Regions from separate parts of the Homo sapiens genome. Here region 1 is linked to region 2. A link is a contact called in ENCODE Hi-C or POLR2A ChIA-PET data. All regions are on one chromosome and are shown on one strand. The core of a region is the stretch at or near the end of the contact, and the rest is flanking DNA. Distances in the headings are between cores, read along the strand shown.

The links. Hi-C counts contacts between places; a loop is a spot of excess contacts on that map. ChIA-PET counts read pairs that join two places held with the same protein, here RNA polymerase II (POLR2A). Pooled maps may share reads with other maps.
Region 1: a loop to region 2 is called in a map with no recorded cell type, with 3 times the contacts of the local background. The contact joins the enhancer-like site here to the promoter of COPS8-DT in region 2. A Hi-C loop is called at or near these places in 1 of 168 maps with a recorded cell type or tissue (endothelial cell of umbilical vein), 2 of 37 single-sample maps with no recorded cell type and 8 of 50 pooled maps. POLR2A ChIA-PET finds 5 or more read pairs at or near these places in 1 of 52 experiments (Panc1).

The regions. Positions count from the first base shown.
Region 1 is chr2:237,668,317-237,671,173 of GRCh38, reverse strand. All of the region lies in intron 1 of LRRFIP1 (LRR binding FLII interacting protein 1), which reads right to left. Among named protein-coding and RNA genes, the nearest start is that of LRRFIP1, 42 kb to the right of the region's middle. Within about 2 kb of position 1,438, at least 19 of the 41 ENCODE cell types and tissues checked have a DNase peak (open chromatin) inside an H3K27ac peak, as active enhancers do.
Region 2 is chr2:237,084,100-237,087,070 of GRCh38, reverse strand. COPS8-DT (COPS8 divergent transcript) reads left to right here and starts at 1,250. Exons shown (of 3, transcript NR_187934.1): 1 at 1,250-2,915. COPS8 (COP9 signalosome subunit 8) reads right to left here and starts at 1,182. Exons shown (of 8, transcript NM_006710.5): 1 at 1,029-1,182. The coding sequence starts at 1,106. RefSeq lists enhancers at 347-1,241, 1,052-1,601, 1,242-2,136.

The DNA.
Region 1 (2,857 bases), core at 189-2,688, 580 kb before region 2:
AAGGGAACTTCTGGGATCATCAACGGTAATGGTCATTCGAAGCTGAAGGGGTTCCCTTGTTCAAAATCTCTGGACTCTTCATATGCAACAGGCCAGTTCTCCCCAGGGAGAACATAGCGCTCTTCAGATGAAATGCGAGGGATGGAATGGAACTTTCAAAGTAGGGGCTTGGGCTGCCCCACACAGCTGTTAGTGCCAGCAGCCTCTGTCATCTTCACGACCTCCGTGGGACTCCCAGGGAAAATATTTCTAAGTGAGGAGGAGGAGAGGGAGGAGGAGACCCTGCCGCTGAGGATGTTCCAGACGTTCGGAAAATGCCTGGCACGCTTCCATGTGCTTGCTTCTCGTAACGGCCCCACGGGGAGGAACAATCATGCTTTCTAGCTTAGACGCAGAAACTGAGGCAGGCAGGGGACGCAGCCTGCAGAGGTCCCATAGTCCTGAGCCACACAGCCAGAGCTGGGCCCAGGCAGGCAGGACCTGCCATCTGGGAGCGCTGTGACAGACATTCCTTAGACTGCCACCGAGTGCTGGCCCTGCAGGCGCTGTGTTGGGCACTTTCTATGTCTTAGTGCAGGTAAGTCTCAACAGCCTTGCAAAGTCTGTATTATCATCTGCACAGCACCAATGTGGAAACTGAGGCTCGGTGAGGCACGTACTGTAGTTGACACAGCTTCAATTCAGCTCAGCAGACCTCTGGCTCAGCATGATGGGCTGTCGGTGTTGCTGGCTCTGTCCTACCCCACCCCTGGCTTTCACAGAACAAATAAACATTTTCCCCTCCATCTTAAAATCACAGCCAGGAAGGGGCCTCCTAGTACATCTGGCCTAGGGCCGCTGCTCCCCAGCAGACCAATGTCATTATCTCAGGCTTGACCAGTGACCTGCCCAAGGCCACACAGCCAAGGGACACACCGAGGTGTCGGGGCACTGACGTCCCGGTGCAGGACGACCTCCTGTTGATCGACACTGCTTTCTGCCCTGCCAGCTGTGTTCTCATGACAGCAGATAGCTTTATTTGGGACATTTCAGACGTTTTCCTCTCTGCAAAATATCCAGTTGACAAATCATCATGAGAATATGCATTACGTTTTCCTTTCTAAAATTAGAACTATCTCCCACCATTTGTCAAATGCCCAAGAACACAGGAAAACTGACTCTTCCCAGCTGGTTTTCATTAGATGATATGGTGTCTAATATTCAAATCTGTCCAAAGACGGCCCCAATCTTTTGCCAGAAGTTGACTCAAGCTGATTCTCCCAAAAGCAACGTGCGAGGCTCTATGCCACGTGCACACATCCCACATTTGGGCGGAAATGGAGACCGGTCAGGCTTCTGCTACTCAGCCACTGTTTCCTAGGAATGAGCTCATGGAACAGCCGGTCCATGTTTAATGACACCGTTATTTTTACAGGGAGGAGTGTGGTTAAGCATTTACCCGGGGTGGAGGCATCACTGTGGTTCTGCTGAACTCCAGCTTTTAGCACTCACTCCTCTGCTCAACAAACCGTGACGGCCTCAACATCATACAAGAGAAAGCCCGGCAGGAAACTCCGTTTAGGGTTATCAAGCACCTGGTCAGGCATATTTCTTTAAAGACATGAGGAAGATATTCAGTTCCTAATCTAAACTGAAAAAAAATATTTGCAACAACTATGAAAAAGGTTAATAAGCAATCCACAAATCAGCAAGAAAATATCAACACTCACTCTAAGACACGTTTTGACGATTTGAAAAAGAACTTGAGATACCTAAGAATCAGTTAGCTGCCAGTTTTTAGCTGTCAAATTTACAAAGCTGAGATAATCACAGTACTTAATCCTGTGATGAACAAGACACTCTCAGACAACACAAATGCAAGTGTAAACTGATACACCCTTTCAGGAAAGCAAAGCTCCAGGTCCTTAACCGTGTTTGTAGGTTTGGGGTTTAAATTGCACTTCTAATATTCTAATTTAAGGAAATAATTTGAAGTAGAAAAACCTCACTCTTAAAGATGTTCACTGCAATGCTATTCACCGCAGTAAACAAACACAAAAGCCTCAGTGTCCAGCAATACGGAAGTGAGGACGTGATGGTGCATCCTCAAAGCCATATTTTGTGGCCATTAAAACATTTTTACAGAGCATTTGATACAAGAGTTACGCTTATTTCTTTCCTTAAAAAAAGGAGATTTTAAAAATGCGCTATTTAGAGACACATAATTGAGACTATGTTAAAAAAAAGTCACAGATAAAAGAATGGAGAAAAATAAACAAAATGTTAACAGGTATTGTGCTTGGTCAAGTATGAGGCATAATTTTTATTTTCTACTATTGCCTGAATTTTCCTTATTATTTTTCTATAATAAACATGTATTACGTTTAATATAATAAATATTTTCTTTCAGCAACAATTACCCTTGTTGCTGATTTCTTCATTTATTCAACAGAAAGACTTCTTGTAAGCTAAACCTCAGGAAAAATGCTGTGAGGATAATAAGCAGCTAGTGTGAATGTTCCTACCCCAGCCGAGGAAGTCAGGGAGGGCTTCCTGGAGGAGGGGGAACTGAGGCTGGAAGGATGGAAAATGATGGGAAACGCTCTTCAGTAGCTCGGTACAACTGGAGTGTAAGACCCCCATGGGAGAGAGGCAGGAAGGAGGGGGCTAAGAGGCCCCTGGTGCCATCATATGGCTTTAAAATGTATCCCGGAAGCTATGGGAGTCATTAAGGATGGTAAGGCGGGGAACCATAGCATGAGGGTTGTGTTTTCTTTCTCCTTTTGTGAAGATGGTAAGGCAGACTTTATTTCAGGGGGCCATGATGACAGGCACAGGGACAGCTGTGACGGGGCCTTGTCCTGGGGAGAGAGGCTGC
Region 2 (2,971 bases), core at 1-2,500:
TTACCCTTTAACTTTCATTTTTAAAATAATATTTTATAAATGCTAATTTTAAAAGTAAGCCTTTTTAGTCTAAGACTATAAGTAATCTTATAGTCCTATTATAGATTTAGAAACAGCTTAGAGAAGTATCAAACACGAAAATTCTGAGTATTAAGTTTATATTCGTCATCAGCTTTGATTTATCTCCCTTTGGGCTTCAGTTTCTTTATACATTCAAGAATATGTAAGTGGATCCCCTTCCCCAGTTCTCAAATTCCCATTTAAATGATCTTACTATTATAAGAAACAAATTCGACAGATTCCTGAAGCATTCTGATTCTGCCCATTACATCAAGCGTCCTGAATAAGAGACAGAAAATCACCACAGCTGCGTTGCAAAGACAATTCTTTCCATTTTAACTCAACTGGAAAGTATCTATTATCTATTAGTGAGCTGCTGCTTCTGGATGTTGTCTCCTTTATTTAATTTTAAAACTAATGATATAAACCCTTTTTAAGTGTCTAAGAAAAACATTAACTTTAACAGCTGCATAACTTTCATCTGTCTTACTGAAGACAAAATGGCAAGCTAACTTGACAACATTACGAGAAAGGCTTTGTGAGTTAAAAAAAGGTTACAATGGTCACATTTTTCTTGGTGTGCGTGTGAGTTGCGGTGTGTGTGTTAGTGTGTGTGTGTATACCAAGATCTTTAATAAAACCCACTTTACTACCCTCTCCCAACCCGATACTGGGAAGGAAAGATGCCTAATTAATATGAGCTCATCGGTAGGTGCTGGAGCAAAGACGCACAGGGTTTTCGGGCTCACAAGCTGAAGACACATAACAAAAAGGTCCCGGCGAGTTCGGGGAGACCGGGCCCGGTCGGAGCAGGTTGCGGCGGTCAGGGATCCACACGTCCACCTCCCACGCCCGCCCCGTGAGCTCCCAAAGCCCGCTAGCCTCAGACCCCGTTACCCTGGAAACTGGTGCCGCCCCAGGGCCTAAGACTACTCCGCAGTTTCTCCCAGCGCGACGCAAAGGGTTACCTCGAGCTCCTGGTTCTCGCACTGATCCAGCAACTTTTTGAAACTAAAGGCGCTTTCCGCCATCACCGCCACTGGCATCTTCGCGGCCGGCCTCGCCGCTGCACCGTCCGGACAGCCAAACCCCAGACTGTCCCTCAGGCGTCGCGCCCGCGATGACGTTTAAAGCCGCCGTTGCCGCCGAGCGCCCCTGCGTACCAGACCGTCAGTTCCGGGGCGCCGTCAGACATCGCTGCGGCCGGGATAGGGCGCCGCCGTTCTGGCCGGCTTTCTCGGTGCCCTGGAGGACCTGGCCGGCTCCGCGGGAAGCTGTACTCAGAGCGCGCGGCCGCCCTCTGGCAGGGAGGAGTTCGTTGCACTTTTGAGGGTTCTTCACGAAGACATCCAATACATAGAAAACAAGTAACAGCAACAGTAACGAATTTTTAAATATTAAAATTGCTGGGGAACACGACGGATCCTGCAGCTGCTCGGCTGTCCCGGTCGTCAGTGACGCTAGGGCTCCGCACCGTACCCTGCATACCGTAGGTGCTCACGAAACGTTCGTGAGTTCCCTGCTCTGAGGAAACAAGCTTAAAAACTCAGAATCTAAGGTGTGAGTCTCCGCAAACCTGCTTGTTGGGCAGCGTCCCCCGCCCGGGCTAGCCCTGCACGCCCCACCCCGGAGCCACGCTTCTCCAGCCGGGACCCCTGCCTCCTTCCAGGCTATTCTCGGAACCGCAGCCAGAGGGAATTTTTTTTTCCTTTCCTGAAACGTAGAGCAGATCTGGTTACTCTTCTGCACAACGCCCTAAAATCTAGGGCCCTTCCCATCCCTCAGAATTTACATCTAATTCTCAGCTCCCCTCCGGCTTGCTGTAGCCATCCTGGCTTTTGTTTAGCACAGCACTTACTGTTAGTGACATTATATTGTATATTATTAACATATTTGTGTTTTACATCCCTCACTAGACCCCCAGGAAAGAGGCTTTGATGTGTTGCCTGCTGCAAGGCTGGCTGCATAATTTGTGGAGCTCAGAGAAAAGTGCGGAGCTTCCTTGTTCAAAAAACAGAAAGAAAGTGCCTCTGAGGTCATAAAATATAAAACTTTCTCTTTCCTCTCAGTTTCTCTCTTTTCATAGTGTTTTTATGTGTTATTTAATATCATTCCAAGAAAAATTTAGATTTAAATTGTTAGCATGAAGTTCACCATCCATCTTTACGTTGTGCAATGCCAGTTTTAAATACTAATATAAGTGCACTGATCTCATATGTGGAATCACAGAAATTATGCAATTTGTACTTCATAGCTTATACATGCATATAGATTTTGTTTTTACCAGAACCACGCTGGTAAAAACAGATGCTGCACAAAGTGAACTTGCCCGTTTTCATCGCACTTTACGTGCACGAATTCTACCTCTACTCTCGACCTGGGACTCACCGATGCGTAAGGAAGGACTGAAAAGCAAAAGAACTATGGACTGGCCTTTTGGCATGATCAGGTGTCTAATATAAAGAAGTGCATGAATAAGAAAATATATGATATGAGTGATGGTTAATACTGACTGTCAACTTGATTGGATTGAAGGATGCAAAGTATTGATCCTGGGTGTGTCTGTGAGGGTGTTGCCAAAGGAGATTAACATTTGAGTCAGTGGGCTGGGAAAGTTCGACCCACTGTTAATCTAGATGGACACCATCTAATCAGATGCCAGTGCAGCTAGAAATGTAAAGCAGACAGAAAAATGCGAAAAGAGAGACTGGCCTAGCCTGCCAGCCTACATCTTTCTCCCACGCTGGATGCTTCCTGCCCTCGAACATCAGACTCCAAGTTCTTCAGTTTGGGACTTGGACTGGCTCTCCTTGTTCCTCAGCTTGAAGACTGCCCATTGTGGGACTTGTGATCATGTGAGTTAATACTTAATAAACTCCTCTCTCTCTCTCTATATATATATATATAAATA